Regions from separate parts of the Homo sapiens genome. Here region 1 is linked to region 2. The links are chromatin loops, found by intact Hi-C in ENCODE. Cell type or tissue: Caco-2. All regions are shown on one strand. Each heading gives the region's core, and the rest is flanking DNA. Links, peaks and the distances in the headings are about the cores only. Region 1 has its middle 40 kb from the start of C15orf39. Region 2 has its middle 44 kb from the start of PPCDC.

What was found. A loop is a pair of places that touch in the nucleus more often than their neighbours do. Peaks named below come from ENCODE experiments on the same cell type or tissue, not always from the same donor. Only the 100,000 strongest peaks of a DNase experiment are listed, where the experiment ranks them.
Region 1: a loop joins it to region 2, with 2.6 times the contacts of the local background. A loop is called at or near these places in 2 of 110 quality-filtered maps.

Annotation. Positions count from the first base shown.
Region 1 is chr15:75,156,356-75,168,353 of GRCh38, reverse strand. No RefSeq gene overlaps it. Among named protein-coding and RNA genes, the nearest start is that of C15orf39, 40 kb to the left of the region's middle. RefSeq lists enhancers at 9,152-9,652, 9,653-10,153, 10,859-11,358, 11,359-11,860. In Caco-2, for the core only: no CTCF peak of the experiment used is centred there; DNase peaks (open chromatin) are centred at 6,113 and 7,053.
Region 2 is chr15:75,061,272-75,073,269 of GRCh38, reverse strand. No RefSeq gene overlaps it. Among named protein-coding and RNA genes, the nearest start is that of PPCDC, 44 kb to the right of the region's middle. RefSeq lists enhancers at 3,172-3,271, 3,352-3,441, 3,452-3,711, 3,772-3,881, 11,534-11,583. In Caco-2, for the core only: no CTCF peak of the experiment used is centred there; DNase peaks (open chromatin) are centred at 7,029 and 7,459; H3K4me3 peaks cover 150 bases.

The DNA of each region.
Region 1 (11,998 bases), core at 1,936-9,935, 96 kb before region 2:
CTTCAAGCTGTCCTTGTTCCTTCCTGGGCGTAGGCTGAACTAACTTATAGTTTGAAACAAAGAGTTAACAGCCCTTTCCCAAAACAAATCCCCTTCTTGTCTGGGGCCTAGACAGACTGCCTTTGCAGGACTAACAAATCAGCCAAAAGATTAGAAATTCCAGTTTAGCATGCAGCCAGAGTCTACAAGATTCTGATCCTCCCCAAATCACTCCTGGGATCTAAGTGCTTAAGATATTTTGATTTTAAGAACCTAAGATCAGTGCTTAAGATATTTTACAGACACTTAATGGATCAGCTTGCACCACCCAGATTGATAAACTGGCTCATCTGATCTTGTGGCCCCACCCAGGAACTGACTCAGTGCAAGAGAACAGCTTCAACTCCCTATGATTTCATCTCCCACCCAACCAATCAGCACTCGCGACTCACTGGCCCCTACCCACCAACTTATCCTTAAAACTCTGATCCCTGAATGCTTTAGGAGACTGATCTGAGTAATAATAAAACTCCGTTCTCCCACACAGCTGGCTCTGCATGAATTACTTTTTCTCTATTGCAATTCCCCTGTCTTGATAAATCAGCTGTCTGGGCAACGGGCAAGGTGAAACTGTTGGGTGGTTACAAGGACACAGAAGCCACTATCTATGAGGAACAGGCCCTCTCCAGACACAATATGCTTCTCAGCCTCCAGAACTGTGAGAAATACTTTCTGTTGTTTATAAATTACCCAGATATTGTATTATATTAGGTGAGTGCAAAAATAATTATGGTTTTTGCATTTTTAGAACTCACTGTTTGATATTAGAATACATTCTTAAATAAATGTGGTTATGTTATACATCATTTTAATGGGCATTTCTCACTTTATGTTTTTTTGCTTATGACTTGTTACTTGCTGTTTATTTTAGACTATGGAAATGATGTTAGACAAAAAGCAAATTCTGGCAGTTTTCTTACTGGAGTTCAAAATGGATCAGAAAGTAACAGAGACAACTCACATCAATGCATTTGGCCCAGGAGCTGCTAATGAACGTACAGTGCAGTGGTGGTTCAAGAAGTTTTGCAAAGGAGATGAGAGCCTTCAAGATGAGGAGAATAGTGGCTGGCCGTCAGAAACTGACAACTACCAACTGAGAACAATCATCGAAGCTGATCCTCTTACAGCTACCTGAAAAGCTGCTGAAGAACTCAACATCTACCATTCTATGCTCATTCACATTTGCAGCAAATTGGAAAGGTGAAAAAGCTCGATAAGTGGGTGGCTCATGAGCTGATGAAAACTTTAAAAATCGTCATTTTGAAGTGTCATCTTCTCTTATTCTACACAACAATGAACCATTTCTCGATCGGATTGTAACATGCAACAAAAGTGTATTTTATACAACCAGCGATGACCAACTCAGTGATTGGACCAAGAAGAAGCTCCAAAGCACTTCCCAAAGCCAAACTTGCACCAAAAATGGGTCATGTTTGACAGAGCAGGAGCATCGCCATCTTGGACAAGCCCCTCATTCTAAAGTTCACCTTAATAAAAAACTGCTTAATCCAAAGGGCATCAGCCTAATGGCTAAGGTCAGCATGACCATAAACCACAAATAACATCTCCAGACAGAAACATTCCAAACTCCTCCCTGACCACAGACATGCTAGCCCCAAGATAACCCCACACCAGGCCGGAAAGATGTCTGCCCCAAAATAACCTCCCCTCCTCCCAGAGAGATTCCAACCCTGCCATAAGCTTCTCCCTACACATAAACATTCCAAGCTTCTGATAAACCCCCTCACCCTAAAACCAATATATCCTCTTAGTCTGTAAGAGAAAGCGCTTTTGACCAAAAAAATCGGCCAGGAGCACCTCTCAGGTTTTATCTAAAGAAAACCAGCCAGGCACGGTGGCTCACGCCTGTAATCCCAGTATTTTGGGAGTCCGAGGTGGGCGGATCACCTGAGGTCTGGAGTTCAAGACCAGGCTGACCAACATGGAGAAACCCTGTCTCTACTAAAAATACAAAATTAGCCAGGCGTGGTGGAGCATGCCTATAATCCCAGCTACTCTGGAGGCTGAGGCAGGAGAATGGCTTGAACCCAGGAGGCAGAGGTTGCTGTGAGCCGAGATCACGCCATTGCACTCCAGCCTGGGCAACAAGAGCGAAACTCTTGTCTCAAAAAAAAAAAAAAAAAAAAGAAAGAAAAGAAAACCTGTCTTTAACTGTCAGCTGTGTTTCGTGTTTCTTTCCTCTTTCTTGAACTTTTACAATGGTCACTGTTTGGTGGTCCGATGCCAGTCTGATCCACTACAGCTTTCTGGATTGGAAAACTGTTACATCTGAGAAGTATGCTCAGCAAATCCATGAGATGCACCAAAAACTGCAATGCCTGCAGCCAGCATTGGTCAACAGAAAGGACCCAATTCTCCACAATAATGCCAACCATATGTTGCACAACCAACGCTTCAAAAGTTGAATGAATTGAGCTATGTATGAAGGTTTGCCTCATCTGCCATATTCACCTGACCTCTCGCCAACAAACTGCTGCTTCTTCAAGCATTTTGACACTTTTTGCATGGAAAATACTTCCACAACCAGTAGGATGCAGAAAATCTTTTCCAAGAGTTTGTCAAATCCCAAAGCACAAAAATGTATTCATTGTAATGGTTCCTATTTTGATTAATAAAGATGTGTTTGAGCCTGGTTATAATAATTTAAAATTGGCCGGGTGCGGTGGCTCACGCCTGTAATCCCAGCACTTTGGGAGGCCGAGGCGGGTGGATCACGAGGTCAGGAGATCGAGACCATCCCGGCTAAAAACGGTGAAACCCCATCTCTACTAAAAAAAAATACAAAAAATTAGCCGGGCGTAGTGGCGGGCGCCTGTAGTCCCAGCTACTTGGGAGGCTGAGGCAGGAGAATGGCGTGAACCCGGGAGGCGGAGCTTGCAATGAGCCGAGATCCCGCCACTGCACTCCAGCCTGGGCGACAGAGCGAGACTCCGTCTCAAAAAAAAAAAAAAAAAAAAAAAAAAAAAAAGATAAATTCTCTGACACCAGGTAGGTGTCCAACAATTAAATTCTGATACTATCTATCCGTAGTAAGCACAAGATCCCACAAGTTAAAGGGCTCAGTCCCACAAGAGTGCTTCAGAGGCCAGCACAAGTGGGCTGCCCAGGCTACCCACACTTCCACTAGGCTGGCTAAAAATTGGGAGTTCCCATGACCACCCCCTAAGTTCTCTAACTTCCTAGAATGACTCACAGAACTCAGGAAAACACTACTTACATTTACAGGTTTATTAAAAAGCATATAAAGGAACAGCCAAATGGGAGAGATACCTAGGTCAAGGTATGTGGGGTGTGGGTTGTGGCAAGTCCATCGAGGACACCCACTCCCCACCTGCAGCACTTAGAAGCATTCATCGACCTGGAAGCTTCCAACCCTTATTGTCTTTATAACCCAATCTTCAGGTCCCCTCCCTGTTTCCACCCTCTAATCACGTTTCCTCTTTCTAGTGAGCAGCACCCTGTAGCTATCTAGGAGCCCCACCCAAAGTCACCCCATTAGCATAAATTCAGGTATAACAAAGGGGCTTGTTATGAATAACAAAACACACTTCTATTACTGAGAAAACACCAAGGGTTTCAGGAGCTCTGTGCCAGGAACCTGAGACAAAGACATACATATATACTATTGATGTATATACATAATATGTTATATATCATATATAAAAAATACTATATAGAAATATTATATCCAAAAAAAATTATATCTATATAATATCTCAGATTATGCCACAGGTTCCCTAGGGCTGTTGCCATTCATTTCTTCACATGATTGGTTATATGCAAAGTAGCTAAACTTGTTGATCTTGATAGGATTAATGCATATGTTGGCTCCACAAACCTCTCAAATCTGGCTGTAGTTCTGATAAATGTGCAAATTAGGCCAGGCGCAGTGGCTCACCTATAATCCCAGCACTTTGGGAGGCCAAGGTGGGCAGATCATTTGAGGCCGGGAGTTCAAGACCAGCCTGGCCAACATGGTGAAACCCTGTCTCTACTAAAAATACAAAAATTAGCTGGGTGTGGTGGCACACACCTATAATCCCAGCACTTTGGGAGGCTGAGGTAGGTGGAACACTTGAACCCAGGAGTTCAAGACCAGCCTTGGCAACATAGCAAGACCCCATCTCAAAAAATAATAAAATTAAAATTAAAATTAAAAATTGAATGTTTAATTCTTCCAGCAAAATTTGTTGAAAAGACTGTTATTTCTTCATTGAATTGACTTGGCACCTTGTTTTGTTAGATTTATGCCAAGTATTTCATGTTTTTTATGGTACTTAAAATGGCACCGTTTTTTAAATTCCCATTTTAATCAGTCATTCCTAATATATAGAAACATAATGATTTTTCTCGGTTAACCTTTTATCCTGTAACCTTGCTAAATTCACTTATTAGTTATAGTTGCTTTTTTGTAGATTCTTTGTGATTTTCTGCATAGACAATTATGTATTCTGCTAACAGAGACAGGTTTGTAGGCCGGGGGCAGTGGCTCACACCTGTAATCCCAGCACTTTGGGAGGCCGAGGCAGGCGGATCACTTGAGGCCAGGAGTTTGAGACCAGCCTGGCCAACATGGTGAAACCCCATCTCTACTAATACAAAAATTAGCTGGGCCTGGTGGTGCATGTCTGTAATCCCAGCTACTTGGGGGGCTGAGGCATAAGAATTGCTTGAACCCTGGAGGTGGAGGTTGCAGTGAGCCAAGATTATGCCACTGCACTCCAGACTGAGAGACAGCGAGACTCTATCTCAAATAAATAAATAAATATGCAAATAATCAACCCTCTTCTGTTGAAACTGATAAGATGCTGTGGTCACTGTAGCACTGGAACTTGAGAGTCACAGTTCATGCAGTAACAGACTATCAGGCAGTAACAGACTCTGTACTGTGAGTTTACTCTATATAGTTTATACCGCTCCTCTGCTCCCATAGACTAAGGACCAAGCAGATGAGAGACAAAGGCACTGAGACTCAGGAGGGGCAGGCAACTGGCCCAAAGCCCCAAAGCAAGGCAGTAGCAGAGCTGGGTAGAATGCTTGAGTCTCAGGCCTTCAGTACAAAGCCCCCAGTCAGCAGCTAATGGAGTCTGGTAGCATGACATTCCCTCTGCTGACCATGTAGACAGATCACGCTCAAGTTAGTGTCCTCCTTGCCAGCCCCAGTGTCTTGTGATTGAGGACTGTCAGAGCCAAGAGGGAACTTACCACCTCACTTTGAAGACAGGGAAACTGAGGCCCAAGGTTACCTAGCCAGTGGTGGCAGAGCCAGAAGCAGGACTCACAACACCTGTAGCCTCGTGCAAATTTAGAGCTTAAGCTCTGGAAATCACTAGGTTCAAATTCCAGTTCCATCACCTATTCTCTGTGCCTTAGGCCAGTGACTTAACCTCTTTGCACCTCAATTTTGCATTTATAAAGTGGATGTAACAATAGCACTCATCTCAAAGGGTTGTTGGGAAGAATACATTCGATAACATATATAAAGGTTTAGAACAGGACCTGGCATATAGCACATGTGCAACGAAGGTTACCTAGGATTATTATTTTTTTTCTTTTTGAGATGGAGTCTCAGTCTGTCGCCCGGGCTGGAGTGCAGTGGAGCGATCAGCCTCCCCAGTAGCTGGGACTGCATGTGCCCACCACCACGCCCAGCAGATTTTTTGCATTTTTTTAGTAGAGACAGGGTTTCACCATGTTAGCCAAGACAGTCTCGATCTCCTGACCTTGTGATCCACCTGCCTCGGCCTCCCAGTGTCCTGGGATTACAGGGGTGAGCCACCGTGGCTGGGGCCAGGATTATTTTTATTCTAATCATGTTGGGAGGCTGGGCACGCTGGCTCACCCCTATAATCCCAGCACTTTCAGAGGCCAAGGTGGGTGGATCACCTGAAGTCAGGAGTTCAAGACCAGCCTGGCCAACATGGGGAAACCCTGTTTATACTAAAAATACAAAAATTAGCTGGGTGGAGTGGCAGGCGCCTGTAATCCCAGCTACTCAGGAGGCTGAGGCAGGAGAATTACATGAACTCAAGAGGCGGGGTTGCAATGAGCCTGAGATTGCGCCACTGCACTCCAGCCTGGGTGACCGAGTGAGACTCTGTCTCAAAAAAAAAAAAAAAAGAAGATAAGTAAGTGAGTAAATAATCATGTTGGGAGGAAAAACTTTTCCTCTACCCACATAGGTTCAGTTCAGTGCTTCAGAGCCTGCAAATTAAACTGATAAACTAGTAATAGGCACAAAGACAACATTATTAGAATAATAATTATTAGAATAATTAGAATAATTAGAATAATTAGAATAATTATTATATAATTATTAGAATAATTAGAATAATTTTTATTCTAATTTTTTTATTCTAATAATTTCTAATCTGAAAGACAAAATTTATTCACATAGAAAAGAAGGAACTCACTGAAAATGTGACTCAAAAAGTGATTTAGAATTTGAGGCTGACGTAACATCTTAATAGGGGAAGGAAAAAAGAGAAAAGACACTTTTGGGAAGACAAGCGCCTTTTAGGAAAGGTAAATGGACCCTTAGGAGAAAAGATGGGAGATATGATAGTTTTGTGACAATGTTGGTTTAGTTGATCTCTTATCTTGGTGTGATTTCTCTTCTAGTCTCATAAAAGGAGCCCATCTTCCCTGACTGGGAAACTCTCAAACTCTGGGGAGGGGATTTATGACATTTGAATTCTTTTGGGAGGCTCAGCTTTTAGGCAGATAAAGGGAGTTCAGGAAAAGAAAAAAAAAGTTTCTTCCTGCATCTGTTGATTCTCAAATGTCACCCACTCAAAATAATCCTTATGCCACAGAGGTATATTTTGTATCCCTTCTATCATGACAGGGGAGAGGGCAGGGTAGGATAGAGGATGGCAGAGTAAGGCTGGAGGGCATCTGCCAGTTTTCTAGCCACTGTCCAGTCTGCCCTGCCTGGCCCAAGTTGGTGCCCTTGGAACTTCTGCTCCTTATCAGCATTTGCTCAGGGCTAACCTAAAGCTATTGCGTCCCTCTGCCCCTCCACCCAGTGCAATAAGGCGGCTGTAGGCTATCCCTGGAGAACCTCATTCATAGATGAATTGAGCTGAGATGGAGAGTTGTTATGGTTGGGCTGGGAAGCCCAGGATTGGAGGTCCGGCCCAGGCCATTCCTCTGACCAGAGAGGCTGACCACTTCCCCAGCCCTCCTCATGGAGTCAAGGTCTCCCCAGGCATGGAACTGGCTGGGTCCCCTTTTGCAGAGCTGTACAAGCCAGCAGCATACACATAGCACATTTGACTCTCACAGTGGAACATTCTTTAACCCTTCCCTCTACATGATTATACAGTAAGTATCATGAAATGAAACAAATATATTTCATAATTGCTATGATCTGAATATTGGTGTCCTCCCAAAATTCATATGTTGAAACCTAACCCCCAGGGTAATGGTGTTAGGAGGTGGGGGCTTTGGGAAGTGATGAGGTTGTGAGGGTCTGCTCTCATGAATGGGATTAGTACCCTTATAAAAGGGCTTGAGGGAGCCTGTTTGTCCCTTTTGGCTTTCCACCATGAGAGGACACAGCATTCGTGTCTTCTGCTGTGTGAGGATGCAATGAGAAGGCACCATCTTGGAAGCAGAGAGCAGGCTTCACCAGACACTGAATCTTCTGGTGCCTTGATCTTGGACTTCCCAGCCTCCAGATCTGTGAGCAATACATTTTTGTTGTTTATAAATTATCTACTCTAGGCCGGGAGCAGTGGCTCATGCCTATAATCCCAGCATTTTGGGAGGCCGAGGCAGGTGGATCACCTGAGGTCAGGAGTTCGAGACCAACCTGGCCAACATGGTGAAACCCCTCTCTACTAAAAATACAAAAAATTAGCCAGGCATGGTGGAGGGTGCCCGTAATCCCAGCTACTTGGGAGACTGAGGCAGGAGAATCATTTGAACCCAGGAGGCAGAGGTTGCAGTGAGCTAAGATTGGGCCATTGCACTCCAGCCTGGGCAACAAGAGCAAAACTCTGTCTCAAAAATAAATAAATAAATAATCTACTCTAAGATAATTTTTCCCCCTCTTTTTAGACAGGATCTCCCTCTGTTGCCCAGGCTGGAGTGCAGTGGTGTGATCATGGCTCGCTGCAGCCTCAACTTCCTGGGTTCAAGGGATTCTCCACCTTGGCCTCCCAAAGTACTGAGATTACAGGCGTGAGGCACCACACCCAGCCAGGTAATTTTCTTATAGCAGAAGGAACAGACTAAGACAATAATGAACTAAAATTTGCATTTATTAAATAAAAACATGGCCAGGGGCGGTGGCTCACGCTTGTAATCCCAGAATTTTGGGAGGCTGAGGCGAGTGGATCACTAGAGGTCAGGAGTTCAAGACCAGCCTGGCCAACATGGTGAAACACCATCTCTACCAAAAATACAAAAATTAACTAGGTGTAGTGGCGCACACCTGTAATCCCAGCTACTTGGGTGGCTGAGGCAGGAGAATCACTTGAACCTGGGAGGCGGAGGTTGCAGTGAGCCGAGATCGCACCACTGCACTCCAGCCTGGGCAACAGAGCGAGACTCTATCTCAAAAACAAAAACAAAAACATGACATCTCCTGGTTTCCGCTATTTGTTTTCAATTCCAAACACAGATAAAACCTCCAAGCTGTCATATAGAGTGGCAGAATTGAAGGAACTCATGTTCTGTGTCTTTGTCTTTACAATCAGTGTTCTACCACTGTTTATTTATAATCAACTGATTAAACATGGGGACATGTACCACAGGGCTTGGAAAATAGCAACTATAGCAAAGAAGGGAGGAAGGAGGAACTGGTTAGGAATTACAAATGAAATACAAATACAGGATTGCAGCTAAGTCTGCAATCTGTATAACAGGGAAATCATTCTCTGATTTGACTTTCACATAGCATACAATGTTTATTTAAAAATAAGCTGCTAATAAAGAATAAAGGTGTTACTTTGAAGCTCATTTTATAAATTATTAACATTCCACAGTAATCATGCAATCGTTTAGAACTTTGACCAATAAAATACTTTTTCAGAAAGAAGTATTGTATCACTGACATTGTTCAGAATTACCAGCACATGGTGAGAATAAAAGGCAGATAGATAGGCTTTATTCTATTCTATTAGGATAGAATCTGTCACCCTTGGGCCAGTGGCTGACGGCCACACGCATGATGTCAGTTCCCAGGGCTGAGACGGCCTCCTTCTTTCTGTGGCCTCCAAGACCTCCCCACCTCCAACCCTACTCCCAGCCCTGGCAGGATAACCTCCCAGACCTCAGTTCACATGAGACAGGCTCATAAAGATGGTTCAAATGGGGAAACTGAGGCTGAGAGAAGGAAGGCACATCTCCTGGGGGGGAGTTTAAGGCAGGTGTCTCCTTGGGGACTGTCCAGACCTGGCTTCCCTGGGCCATCAGGCAGGAGGGAGAGGGAGAAGGGACGCCCGAGGACTGGCTGGGGCACTGCAGGGGGGACTTGCATATTGCTGCCCCACACCCAGAGTGGGCAGACCTGTAGGGTCCTAGGGCTCAGAGATCCACTTCTGGCCCCAAACACCTCCCCTGGGCAGTGTCGCCAAACCCCACTTCCCTGTGAGCGCACCCCCACTGCCTGTGAAGCAGCCTGGCCCTGCCTGAGCCTGGCTGGGAAGCCACTCTCCCTGGGAGGGTCAGGCGAGAGGGGAAGGTCTATTGTCAGACATCAGCCACTTTACCCCAGCAGCAAGCCGCGGCCCTCAGAAGGGCCGCCTCACCCACCTGGGTCCAAAAGGCACTAGAGGTAGGCAGCGTCCAGCCCTGAAGAGTCTGAGGGAGACAGGGGTGTCCTAATCCAATGCTAGGCACAGTTGGCATCTGACCCCAGTCCTGCCTTCACCTGGCTGTGAGAAGGGGTTGAGTCAGGGGACCAGCCGAGATGGAAATGTGGCTGGAGGAAGAAGCTAAGGGCAAACTACTGATGCCCAGAGGCGGGTATTCCTGAAAGTGGGACGCGCAGGTGACCCCCAGGCTCCACTTCCCCATCCCCCACCCCCCAGCCATCTCAGACAGGCCAGCTGGGATTTGGGGACAGGATACATTTCCTGGTCATCCTTCCAGAGTAGGTAGGGTCCTATCCCTTTAGCTGGGGACCTTCCGGAAGCCCTGGCAGTCCTGATGATGGGCTACTCTCTACTTGCACTCCTCCAGTGACAAAGAACTCATTAGCTCCCCCAAAACACCTTATCACTGGCCCCTGGCTCTGCTGAGAGGAAGTCTGTAGTCCTTCTTCTTTTCATTTTTTATTTTTTGAGACAGGATCTTGCTCTGTCACTCAGGCTGCAGTGCAGTGGTGTAATCTCAGCTTACTGCAACCTCCACCTCCTGGGTTCAAGCACTTCTCGTACCTCAGCCTCCCAAGCAGCTGGGACTACAGGTGTGCGCCACCATACCCAGCTAATTTTTGTATTTTTTGTAGAGATGGGTTTTCACCATGTTGTCCAGGCTGGTCTCAAACTCCTGGGCTCAAGTGATCCAGCCGCCTTGGCCTCCCAAAGTGCTGGGATTACAGGGGTGAGCCACCATGGCTGGCCCTTCTTGTTTTTGTTTTTTTGTTTTTTGTTTTTTGAGACGGAGTCTCGCTCTGTTGCCCAGGCTGGAGTGCAGTGGCGCCATCTCGGCTCACTGCAAGCTCTGCCTCCTGGGTTCACGCCATTCTCCTGCCTCAGACTCCTGAGTAGCTGGGACTACAGGCGCCCACCACTATGCCCAGCTAATTTTTTTTGTATTTTTTTTTTTTTAGTAGAGACGGGGTTTCACCATGTTAGCCAGGATGGTCTTGATCTCCTGACCTCGTGATTCTCCCGCCTTGGCCTCCCAAAGTGCTGGGATTACAGGTGTGAGCCACCGCACCCGGCCTGGCCCTTCTTATTGAGCTGGAATCTGCCTCCCTGGAACCTTACCCCATTAGCTGACATAGCCCCAGACACTGTTCCAGGTGTGGGGTCAGTGGTGTGGTGTCTGCCCTAGCAATTCTGGCTCATGATCCAGTCCTTCCAGCTTCCCCAGGCCACTGCCTCTCAGTTCCACCTCCAAAATCTGTTTTTGTTTTTGTTTTTGTTTTAATGACCTAATACTCTCTGGGGGGCAGTGAGCTACCCATCACTGGAGGGATGCAAGCCAAGGCTGGAGGCCTGACCATTAGAGGTCTTCTAGGGGTTGGGTGGAAGCTGAGTCTCGATCCTCCTGGGGGTTTCCCGGCCCTGGGAAAGGTGGCAGGGGAGATGTGGGAGGCAAGGAGTTTGGGCTCACTCCACACCCTGGGAGGTGAGACTCAGAATCGCCAGCCAGCTATGTCGTCTTTGTTTTTTCCTTTCCCAAACAAAGGTGACCTCTTGAAAGCAATGCCCCGCCCACCAGGTGCCAGGGTGGGGTCTGTCCCATGAGCTCAGGCCTTCCAGACATGCAGAGAATGGAATGCAGAAGGCGCAGCCTAGACTAATTGGGGAGCACCCCCCATCCACACATTGTAGCTCTAGCTCAGTACCTCCCAAGACATAGGGGGATGCTCGCCCTACACTTGGTTTGCCCCCATCCTGCCCTCATGGGGCTACAGACCACCCCAACCCCACCCGAGTACCAGAAGAGGCCAATGAGCAGGGCCCCCCCTCCTGAGGACCATAAACAGTGACCCAGGCACAGAGGGAGTGTAGTGAATTCCTGTACTTTAATGTTGCCCTGGCATCCGTTTTGAATATAATCTGGACTTTCTTACATTAGAAGCAGGGCTCAGTCAACCTTGACACTGTTTCCAGCTCCCTGCTTCCTCCCAGTTCCTCTATGTGCTCAATCCAGATATCTACCTTAGACAGTCATCTCCCGGTGACTGCCTCCCTGTGGGACAGCTACATACAGCCCACTTGACTGGTCCCGCTGACCCCACAGCCCGCATGGACTG
Region 2 (11,998 bases), core at 2,379-10,378:
TTAGTATCACACAACTGTTAGCCTCTACTAACTGCTGACTGGTTCCTCTATTGTTTTATAATCACTTGGGCATAAATTTCTCCACAGTCTGATCAAATTAAATTCAAGCCCCTTTGCTCTGTTGCGCAGGCTGGAGTGTAGTGGCACGAATATGGCTTACTCCAGCCTCGACCTCCTGGGCTCAAGCAATCCTCCTGCCTCAGCCTCCCGTGTAGCTGGGACCACAGGTATGTGCCACCGTCTCTGGCCAATTTTTTTTTTTTGAGATGGGGTCTCACTTTGTTGTCCAGGTTGGTCTTAAACTGCTGGACTCAAGTGATCCTCCCACCTTGGCCTCCCAAATTGCTGGGATTACAGGTATGAGCCACTGCATCTGGCCAATAAATGTTTATCTGCCATATGGCCTTAAGAAAAATTCCAGAGAATGTGAATGGTTGTTTTTAAAATTATTTTTCATCAGTTATGGTTGTTTTGTCTGCAGAGCTCCTCCTGACAGCATTCCAAATGTCCTCTTCCTAAAATCTTCTCTTTAATCCTAGTGTTCTAAGATTTCACAATGATGAGCCTTGGTGAGAGATTTTGCTTTGTTTTATATACATTCATTTTGCTAGGCACTCACTAGACTCTCAATTAAGCACTTCTGTCGTTTCCGAAAACGTTTATTGTGTTTTTAACTCTTTATCACCTATTATCTCTGTCCTCTTTTTCAGGAAGTTGAATCAGTCAGATGTTGAATCTCAGATTGATCTAATTTTCTTATTTTTTGTATCCTGTTGTTCATCTCTGAGTCTTTCTGTGTAACTTTCTGAAAGATTTCCTTGATTTTATCTTTCTACCACTCTCTCACATTTTAAATTCTTGTTCTCTGATTGCTCCCCCTTCTATGGCATCCAGTTCCTGTTTTGTGGATGCAATATATCTTCCAATCTCTCTGAGATGATCAATTGCAGTTTCTTCAACATTTTCTTCTGCTCTTTGCATCATCTTTGTTTCCTCTGAGTTCCATTTGTTCTGCTGTTTTGGCCTCTCTCTTACATGTTGGAAGCTTCCCTCAAATCTTTAGAGAAGCTGAGCATGACGGTTCGTGCTTATAATCACAGCTACTCAGGAGGCTAAGGTGGGAGGATCACTTGAGGCCAGGAGTTCAAGACAAGCCTGGGCAACATAGCCAGACCCCATCTCAAAAAAAGTCTCTGGAGAGGGGCTCCTTGGTGTGGGACAGGACATCTCACCAAGAAAGCATGCTTATGGCCCCTAGAGAGTACATTCCATGGAGGAGAAGGAGCCAGCCTTGGAGTTGGATACACCTGGCTCAAAATCCAGCTCCATATCTGCCTGCTTTTTTATTCTGATTGGATAACTCCCCTGAGCATCAATTTCCTTCTCAGTAAAATGAAGATAGTAAGACATCCTGTGGATCACACAAGAGCAAGCAAGCGCTTGTCAAAGAATAGACACTCCAGAAATGTTAACTTTTCAGGCTTCCCCTTTCAGAAGTTGAACTAAGGTACTTCAGTTCATCTAAGGTACTTACCACCTGCATTGACCATTGATGTTCATTTCTCTTCCTTCTCTTTCCCTCCCTCTTTGACCTCATATGCTCAAGGCCATGCCTCTACCAATCATGGAGGGACAGACCATCTCTGATAATAAGACTTTGCCACCATGCTGCCTTAAGCAAGTGGTTAAGAAGACATATGTTGGTGTCTGGGATCCAAGGCCTGCATCGATCACCGAAATAGCAGATGTGATGTAAAAACAAAGATTTACCTAGCAGCCCCAAGCCTGGTGTGAGACCCGTATTTACTACAGTCAAAGAGGAGACAGGAACAATATGGTCTCCAGGACTCAAGAGTCCACCCAAGGGAAACCCTCCCAGTGACAACTGGGATCTGGACCCCAGAAAAGGGCTCTTTCTCTCCCCCTCAAAGATTTGGAGGGTTGTGCCTTAGAGCAGAGGAAGCATCTTCTAGTCTTCTGGCAGCCTGGAGACCTAGCTCTCCAAGACAGCTGTTGGACTTTATGCACCATACACCCATGCTGCCCTGCTTTCCCACCCACCTCCAGCCACCTGCCATCCCCATCTTGCTGCTCAAGTCTAGGCTGAGACTCTGTTCCTTTGGTGGTATCATCTCCCTAGCTGGGCCCTGCACCAAGGAGAGGGAAGGGACAGGTTCCAGGGAAAGGGGGAAGCCAGCCAAGGAGGTCTTACCCTCCAGGTGAGAAGCTATGCATTCTGACCTCTCCCAGAGCGTTCTGCACCAGGCGCCTGACTTCAAAGGCTCCCCTAAGCACAGCCTGGCCCTATTCCTTCAGATCTCTGAGCCTGCCATGGTGGGCACTCAAGACAGGTGTCTCTGGGTCTGGGATGGGAGTTTGGGCAGAGCTATGCTGCAGCCTGTGTCCACTGGGCAGGGCGTCCATACAAGGAGTTCCACACTCCTGAGCCCTCTGCTGAGAATGTCTGCCTCCAGCCCTGTGCATATCATCCCTGGGGTGGCAGGTCACCTGAGCAGAACCAGCACACTGGGTGCTCAGGGATCCTGTGCGCTCTGGTGACCTCATCCTCCATCTCTGTCACCTCTCCCACATTTCTGAGGGACAACTGGGCACAGATTCTGGAACACTGTGAATGAACTCTAAACCCCTCCATCTAATGGGCCTCAGGGGCACTTCCTACGAGCACTGCACCATGCTAGGTTGGCAGGGTGAAACAAAAACAGCAAACAGGAGGGGTCCCGGCCCTCTAGCTAGTTGGAATGTAAGGCAATTATCTGCCAAGTATCCCACAGTAAAGCTGTGGGAGCCTAGAGGACAGAGCTTTTTGGGAGAATGGGCCTGAAAAAGTTCTCGAGCTTGATCTGGGTGGTGGTTCACAGGTGTGTGCACCTCTAAAAATCCATCATGCAGGCCAGCCAGGTGTGGTGGCTCTCACCTGTAACTCCAGCACTTTGGGAGGCTGAGGTGGGCAGATCTCTTGAGCCCAGAAGTTCGAGACCAGCCCAGGTAACATGACAAAACCCCATCTCTACAAAAATTAACTGGGCATGGCGGCACAATCTTGTATCCTAGCTACTCAGGAGGCTGAGATGGGACGATCACCTGAGCCCAGGAGGTCAAGGCTGGGTTGCAGCGAGCAGTGATTGCACCACTACACTCCAGCCTGGGTGACAGAGACAGACCCTGTCTCAAAAAGAAAAAAAAATCCATCACGCTGTACACTTAAGATGTGTGCACTTTACCATATGTGTTATACTTCAATTTTTTTAAAAAACTGTAACTGGCCCTGGTCTCAGAACTCAGCAGAGAGTAGACAGGCCAAGCGGGGAGTGGAAGGTAGGTGGCAGGACCTCCAGGGAAGCCAGCTCTGGAGGCCCGGTGATGGCAGTGGGAAAGAGCCATGGGAATGAGTTGGAGCCATTACCAAGAAAGAAGGTGAGGGCCTGGGGACTAACATAACATCAGAGACAGAGGCAGCCAAGAGTGAGAGGTCTGGGGTATGAGAGCCAGGGCAGCCTTCTGTTTGGGGAACACCCAGAGACGACTGGGAAGTCCCAGTCTGCACACAGTTGAAGGGGAAGTGGAAGAGGGATGTGTTGACTTCTCAAGTTTCGAATAGGTGAGGACGGTATGGCTGACAGTTGGAGGGTTCAGAGCACCAGAACACACTCAGGACTCTGAAAGGCAGGCCCCGGGAGATAACTTCAGAGGGTGACTAGCAGCAGCCAGCCCATGGGCCTGAGACCACCACTATTCCCAATCCCTGGTTTCCCCCAAAGCAGTCTGAGCAGAAAAAAGACCTGAGTCCGCCCCAGACTAGCCTGGGTCAGCCCCACCATTTGTGAGGTCCAAAATCCTGTGTTTGGGGGACATGTGTGGTGAGTCTCCAGCACGAAGGTGGAAGGGAGGGAGCACACAGTAGATGCTCGAGCAATGGCAAGGACTGATTCTAGGCCACCCATGAAGCTAAGCAGGGGCCCTCTTCACACCTCTAGTCCTCCAGTGTCTCCTCAAACTTCCCCAGAGCAGGAGGCTCACTCCCTCAGTCACTCCCTCCATTTCCATAAGCTCTAGGTGCCAGGACATTTTCCTTCTCTGGGGCTGAACTTTGCCTCCAGGTCATTTCTCAGAGTTCTAGGATAGACTCTTGTCCCCTGAGGCTGCTCTTCCCTGCTCATCCAGCCTGGCTTTTGCAAAGCCTTCAGCATGCTGGCTCTTCTCCTGCAGATGTTGGGCAGCAGGGGCCCCAAAAGGACCACAATCCTTCAGATGCAGTCTGAGCCAGAAGGAGGAAAAATCACCTCCTTTGACCTGCATGCTATACCACTATTAATGCAGCCCAAGCTATTAGCTAAGGAGGCTACATGCAGTGTGTGGTTATCATTTACCTGATGGGAAAAAGAGGGAGTTCTTGTTTCCCAAGTACCACCTTGGCTTCCCAGAGCCTCTCCATGATCCCCACCCAGTCCCTGCCTCACTGGGCCCCTACTCAATCTGCCCTCCTTCACCCACTGCACTCTGCCCCACTCACAAAACTTTTATGTGCCCCAGCCAGCTCTTCCCCTTCCCACATTTGCACATGTAATAGCCTGGGTCTGAAATGCCCTGGTTCATCTTCCCCTGGCGAACTCCTGGTCACTCATCTTGCTTCCACTTACCTCCTCCAGGAAGTCTTTCCTGAAAACCCCTGCCCTTGCCTAAATTAGGCTCCAAGGTTATCCCCTCTCAGTACCCCGTACTTTTCCTCCATGGTGCTTATCAGGGTGTCTACTCTTCCTTACCTGTGGGCAGCTATCTCAGAAAGGACCCTGAGGGCAGGGAGCATGTGGATTCTTTTCCCCACTGTGTCCGCAGCACTGGGCACAGTGCCTAGCACAGAGCACATATACATACAGTAAAGATGGACTGAGTGGACCTGTAAATGAGGCATCCTTGTTGATCTGGTTATGCAAAGCCCTCGACTGCTACACCACTCCATCCTCCCCAGGCTGAGCGAGAGGATGCAGTGTCAAGAGAGTGTGCTTTGGGGCCGGGCACAGCAGCTCACACCTGTAATCCCAGCACTTTGGGAGGCTGAGGCGGGCGGATCATGAGTTCAGGAGATCTAGCCCATCCTGGCTAACACGGTGAAACCCCATCTCTACTAAAAAATACAAAAAATTAGCCGGGCATGGTGGCAGACGCCTGTAGTCCCAGCTACTCAGGAGGCTGAGGCAGGAGAATGGCATGAACCTGAGGGGCAGAGCTTGCAGTGAGCCGAGATCAGCCACTGCACTCCAGCCTGGGCGACAAAGGGAGACTCTGTCTCAAAAAAAAAGAAAAAAATTCTGGCAGTTATTTGGCAGGGAGCTCTTGGACAGATGTAGTTTATTCTTTAGGGGTCTCCAGCTTGGAGTTACCCACCCCATGTTTACTGTCCAGCCCTGAAATTGGGTAGTCCACCATATATTATCCCAGCTGGGGTAGGGTGATGCCCTACTGTAACCTGTATTTGGTTTAGGGCAAAGATATTTATCTGCCTGTGAGATCTGTCTCTGATTTTTTAAATTTCCACAAGGTAAAACCTGGCAGGCATTAAATCTTATAGTCTGGGGTGCTACTGTCTTGGTCACATTAATCACCAACCTGACTGGGTAGAGAAGAGTCTGCTGCCAGTTTCCATTTTGACCTTCTGCTCTTTGTATATTAGCCCATCCCAGCCATGTTAATTTCCAGAAATGGGGCCAGCTCATGTTTTCTTTTTAGATTTTTCTTAGAGTTCACTTTAAGGGTTCCTTAAAGTTAAGAGTTAAAGTTAGACTCGGGCACTTTCCACTGATCTTTTTCCCTCCCTTCCGGGATCTCTTTTACCAGTCCCTTGACTCGAATATAGTGAGTCCACCTCCATTCAGCTGTTTGCAGGGCCATCTCAGTGGTCAGGAGCACTTGATAGGGACCTTCCCAGCTTGGGTGGAGCTTGTCTTATTTCCAAGTCTTAATCAGCATGAAGTCACCAGGCTGGAAGTGGTGAACCACAAACTTAAGAGGTGGAGTTTGAGTTAGAAGTCTTTTTAACCTAAGGGATGACAGGGTGGAGGATATGGCCAGTATATAATTTCTTAAGAATTGATCCTTGGTTTCCATAGTAGGGAGATCTGTAGCTCTGCCTAAATACAGGAGCCCATATAATAACTTGTAAGGGAACAATCCCAAGTCTTTTATTGGAGCTGTCCTAATCCTGCAGAGTGCTATTGGGAGACATTTGGTCCAAGCATTTTAGTTTCTAAGATTAGTTTGGTGAAATGCTTTTTGAGAGTTTGATTCATTCTTTCTACCTTTCTAGAGGAAGGGGGATGCCAAGGGGTGTGATAATCCCATCTAATTTGTAAACCTTCCATAATTCCCCTTAACACCTTTGAGGTAAAGTGGCTCTCATTGTCTGAATCAATATTTTTCACCAGGCCAAAGCTAGGTGCAATCTGTTCTAATATAATTTTGACCATATACCTGGTGGTGGCTGTTGGGAGGCAAAAGGCTTCCACCCAGCTGGAAAGGTGATCTACGATCACCAGTAAATACTTTCGTCTTTCTACTTTGAGCATTTTTGTAAAATATACTTGAATGCTTTGAAATGGTCTTAGTCCAGGAGGTCTTCCTCCTGTGGCCTGTTTTCTAATTACCTTTTGGTTTATCCTTTGACAAGTTACACAATTTCCACATACTTGTTTAGTGAGGGTATAAGTCCCTATACACCCATAATTCCTAATGTTATAGGAGGCAGAAAGAAATTTAGGTAGACAAGGTAAAGTGAGTCCCTGGCAGAAAACTTTCCTTCTATTAAAAAGCAGCTCAGAAATAGCTCCCTTTCTAACCTCATGCAGTTCAAAGAAATTACTTCTCTTCTAACAAATGGCGCCTGAAAGCTCAGCCTGTAAATCACAGATAAAGAGCTCAAGCACAGAAGGAGGGGGGTTGGGGGGGATCGAGATTCGGGGGAAGTCTCCTGGGTAATCACCAAACTTCACTCTCATACAATGGGCCCCAGTAAAAACAGTGGGCCTTAATAAGCACATTCCTTTCCCTTTAGGCACACTAAGATAGGGAAGCTAAAAGTGGACTGGGGTGTGGGGGTGGGTGCCTGAAGCTGCAAGATACCTGGAACAGACACAGATACTCTCCCTCCCAGATAAGTGACACAATTAGGTAAAGGCTGATAGAAACTCTGCTCTAAACAGATAGCACATCTGGTCACAACCAAATCATTGGGCCCTAGGAGGATAAGACATCCCCTCCTCACTAGCCCCCTCCTCACTAGCCCATTTATGAAAACTCTGACATTTTTATTGCAACTTGGCAACCGGCTCAGGACCCCCCCTTCAATGCAGAGCTGGTCCCTCCCACGGCCACGAAATTCCTACTCCAAACCCACTCCACCTGTGCAACCCCAATCTCCCCAGCTGCAAGACCAAGAATCCTGGCATCCACCCCAGCCAACAAGGCTGCCTCACTAAGTATTGCATTACACAGAGCCTGGGGTCCCCAGTGACTCCCTTTGTGTACTATAGACATTAGTTCTTTTATCAGGGGTTTACTCACACTAGCTCTCTCACACTGTCTACCTTTATTTCAGCTGTCTGCTCCTGCTCTGCGACACCTGCCACCCCCCAACCTGCAGCTGCACTTCCTGGCCCACAAGGCCAGCTCTTAGTTACAAAGTTAACTTTTAAAAGGCTTTGCCTTACTGGGTTCTCTGAACTTAATCTGGAGTTTTTTTTTTTCCATCTGATCTCTGGCCTCTGCAGGAATGCAGAGGGAGTTTTCTTTTTCTTGTTGAATCTCGAATGCCTTTGAGACATTTTGTGTCCTAGGAGTGGGCTCCTTGACCCCTTTAACTATCAGTTCTCTGAGGTCCTGCATTTGGGCCTAGTCCCTGGGATCATTATTATCCCATTTGGGATTGACATTTGGAAGTTTTTTGTTCGACTGTCAAGACTTCTTGCCTGGGAGGGTGTTGCCTCTTCCAGATAGTCATGGCCACTCTCCTAATCATTCCCTTTTCTTCTCCTATGAACAGGATATTTAAGATAGACATCATTTCAGCCCAGGTGTAAAAGCTGGGTCCTATGAATTTGTCCAGTTGGTCTGCTAAACCGAGGGGATCTTCTAGGAGTGGTTTCATTTCCTTCTTGAAATTCCTAACATTAGTACTTGTAAGAGGAGCATTTACAAAGCCAATCTCTCCCTGTCCCACGAGAACTTCCCTAAAAGGGAACATGCTAGATGCCTGCTGTGTGAAAGGGATAGGGAAGTTTTCAATATCCCTCTTACACTGTTCTAATTCTTTTTTCAAATTTGGATAAGGATTTAAAGGAGCAGTTGGTTCAGCTTCCCCATGGTCTCCAGGTCTTTCTTCCTCTAACCCTCCTGCTGCCCCTTGATCTTCCTGTCCCCTATTTTGTGAGACATATGGAGGGGGCATGTATGACAGGGGGTCCCAGGGCTTTTCCCTGGGTGAGGGCTTTTTACTAGGCTCTTTTTCTTCTTCTTTGAAGGGAAACATGGGGGCTAATTCCTTGATCCAGCAGAGAGCATAACATCTCTTCTTGTGAGGGTGGGGTTTTATCATTCACATAGAGAATTAAAACTTGGCACACCCAATCCTCATCTGAGCCAAACTTGGGCCAAAACCCTGAAGGCTTACAAATGGGGTCTTTGGGCCAGATAAAACAGCAATGCTTTATTATCTTTTGCTTTTCCTTGTCCCTGGTTCGAGGGTTGTCCCTCCAAACCTGCCACATTCTCCCCAAAGGACTATCTGGGGGAATGTCAGAGGAGTCTCTTTGGCTCCCTCTTTCCTTTGTCCCCTAGGCCTAGAATTCCTGTTTCCCATTTTCAGTCAGTCTCTGTGTCTGAGTTTCCCTGTGTACTCAACCCCCCTTTACTGGAGGTTTCTTGCACACCCCGAGAATCGCTTCATCTGTGTCCAGCCATTTCCCTCTCGGGAGAACAGAACCACGGATTAGGACTCCGCACTCACTTTGTATCTAAGATACGTCTCAGTCACACACACACTCAACCGCCGAAAATGCCCAACCACCAAGGCAGTACTTACAGTCCAATTTTCCACCTTGGCTCACACACAAGGTTGCCTGGTTGCCACGATGCCCGCTTTTCTCCCTGTGTCATCTCAACTGTCTCCTGAATAAGTCTTGGGTTTGTCTATGGCTTCTGTGGGGAGCCGGGATGCCCGACAGAGCAGGCCACCTAAATTGAGTAGGACATGTCTCCCCTCTTGGCCAGAGTCCCACTCCATGCAGGCACAGAGATCCCAGACAGGCCCCCAGGTTGTGAGAAACATGCTCACCTGTCCAAACCCAAAGAATGGACTTAGAGGCATGAAGAACAGTTAAAGTGAGACTTCTAATAGTGGTCTTGCAAGATCAGGTGTCTTGCAGGCAGGCACGCCTGGGACAGTCACAGCAGGTAATTTATCCCTTAGCACAGAAGTCCCTCCCCCAGTTCCTCATTGGTTGAGTACTATGGGGTTACAATCTTCCCGGATATTGCCTACGTTTTCTTATCCCCCTTATAAGATTATACCCCATCCCCTTCCCCACTTAAGTTTAGATTTCCCAATAATGAAACTTTTTTCCCTTTTATGAGCTGACCCCTCTTCTACATTCTGTTTGTTTATTGTGACCTTCTAGATGCATGAGCCCTGTGGTTTGTTACATTTTCAGGCTGGCTGCCAGTACTTAGATTTATCATGCCTTGAAAACTGACCACTTGAAATGTTTTCTCACAGGCCAAGCATGGTGGCTCATGCCTGTAATCCCAGCACTTTGGAAGGCCAAGTTGGATCGTCTGAACTCAGGAGTTCGAGACCAGACAGGGCAACATGGCAAAACCCTGTCTCTACCAAAAATTCAAAAAAATTAGCTGGGCATGGTGGGACGCACCTGTGGTCCCAGCTACGGGGGAGGCTCGGGTGGGAGGATCACTTGAGCCTGGGAGGCGGAGGTTGCAGTGAGCCAAAATCACACCACTGCACTCCAGCCTGGGTGACAGAGTGATACCCCATCTCAAAAAAAGAAAAAAAATGAATGAATGAAAGGAGGTTGTAGATGTGTGGGGACAGTGGGATATGGGATATGGAAACTCCCTGTACTTTCCACTCAGTTTTGCTGTGAACTTAAAACTACTTCAAATAACCTTACTAATTAAAAAAATTAATAAATGAATGAAGACATATGATCAGTCCTTGCTTATGCAACTTTGGCTTGCAGAGGCCTCAGGCCATTGTGCTTGTGTGAAGTACCGCAGGCAGACTTGTCCCCGAGAGCCAGCACTGGCCCAGGCCCAGGTGCGAGCAGGTGCTGTGATCCACCTGACTGGATGACTGGTGGCCTATTTCCTACCCATCTGCCTGTGATGTCATAAGTCAAGGTGATTCCAAAGGCCATCTGAGCTTTGGCCTGTGCCCTCCATTTTCTATGCTGTGGCCACTGGTCCACTCTGGAGGGTCAGGCTGGCTTGTGAATGGAGCAAGAACTAACCCCTGAGGCTTACAAATTCTGCATGCATGCATATGCTTGCACACCTTCTGCTGCTAATCTGGAGTATTCCTGCATCCCAGACCACCACGATTCTCTGAGTTCCAGAGAGACTGAGCCAGGGCCATGGCAGAATCTATAGACCAGAGGGGACAGTCCTGGCTCCAGGATACCTGCCATTCGATGTATCAGTGTTCCTGTTCTCCAATCATAAAAATGGGGCAACTCAGGGCATGACTTCTTTCCTAGAAAATTCCCAGGCAAGCCTCTGCCTTGGTCACGCCTTCCTGGAAGCCCAGGACGATCCTTGTGGAAGCCTGGGGGGCCTCTACCCCGCCCTAAACCCCCACTACACACTCACCTTCTCTTGCAAGCCAGCCCTGGGAGAGGCCATATGGAGACTTCAGGGATTGTCTGGTGACTGGCCTGTCACCCTCCAAGACCCAAGCTTTGTTCCCTCCAGCTGGCCTCCTCCTCTGGTCTTCCTCCAATGGCCCTGGGCCTTGGAGGCAACATGACTCACAGAAAGAGCAAGGGCTTGGAGCCTGCCAGAGCTTCCTCACTTACTAGCTGTGGGACCTTGAGAAAGTTAAGTAACCGGTCAGGCGCAGTGGCTCACGCCTGTAATCCCAGCACTTTGGGAGGCCAATGCAGGTGGATCACCGGAGGTCAGGAGTTCGAGACCAGCCTGGCCAACATGGTGAAACCCCGTCTCTACTAAAACTATAAAAAATTAGCTGGGCATGGTGATGCGCACCTGTAGTCCCAGCTACTCAGGAGGCTGAGGCAGGAGAATCACTTGAACCCGTGAGGTGGAGGCTGCAGTAAGCCAAGACTGCACCCCCAGCCTGGGCAACAGAGCAAGACTCCGTCTCAAAAAAAAAGAAAGTTAAATAACTTATTTGAACCTCAGCGTCCTCATTTGTCAAATTCTTGCTCTCAGGAGAAATGGCCAGGGGACAACAATATCCACCTTAGGGTTGCTGTGAGAATTAAATTGTAAATGGTGGCCATTGCTTCACAGAGCATGGCTTCCTTCTGGTGCTCTGTGAGTAGTGACCATACATGCTGGTTTGCCCAGAACAGTCCAGTTGATGCCTATTTTCCTGGCATGTTAATTGCCCTTTTTCACTCTCAGAAGTGCCCAGTTTAGACAAAATACAGTCAGCCTGTGTTTCTTTCTATTCCTAGCTCAGGTCCAGCCTGTGTTAGCAGCACCACTATTTCTACTTTCCCCTGTAAGAGGCCATGCTTGGTTTGTGGTTAGGTTGCTGACACACCAGGGGTTTGGTCTAGGTCCTGCTGTTGGTCACACAAAAAGCCAATGACTGAGACACAGGATTGCCAAGGAAGAAGGCTTTAATTGAGTGCTGTGGCCAAGGAGATGGGAGCTCAGTCTCAAATCCATCTCCCTGGCTAAAATTAGGGGTTTGTACAGCAGGGAAGAAACTTAACAATGTAAGGGA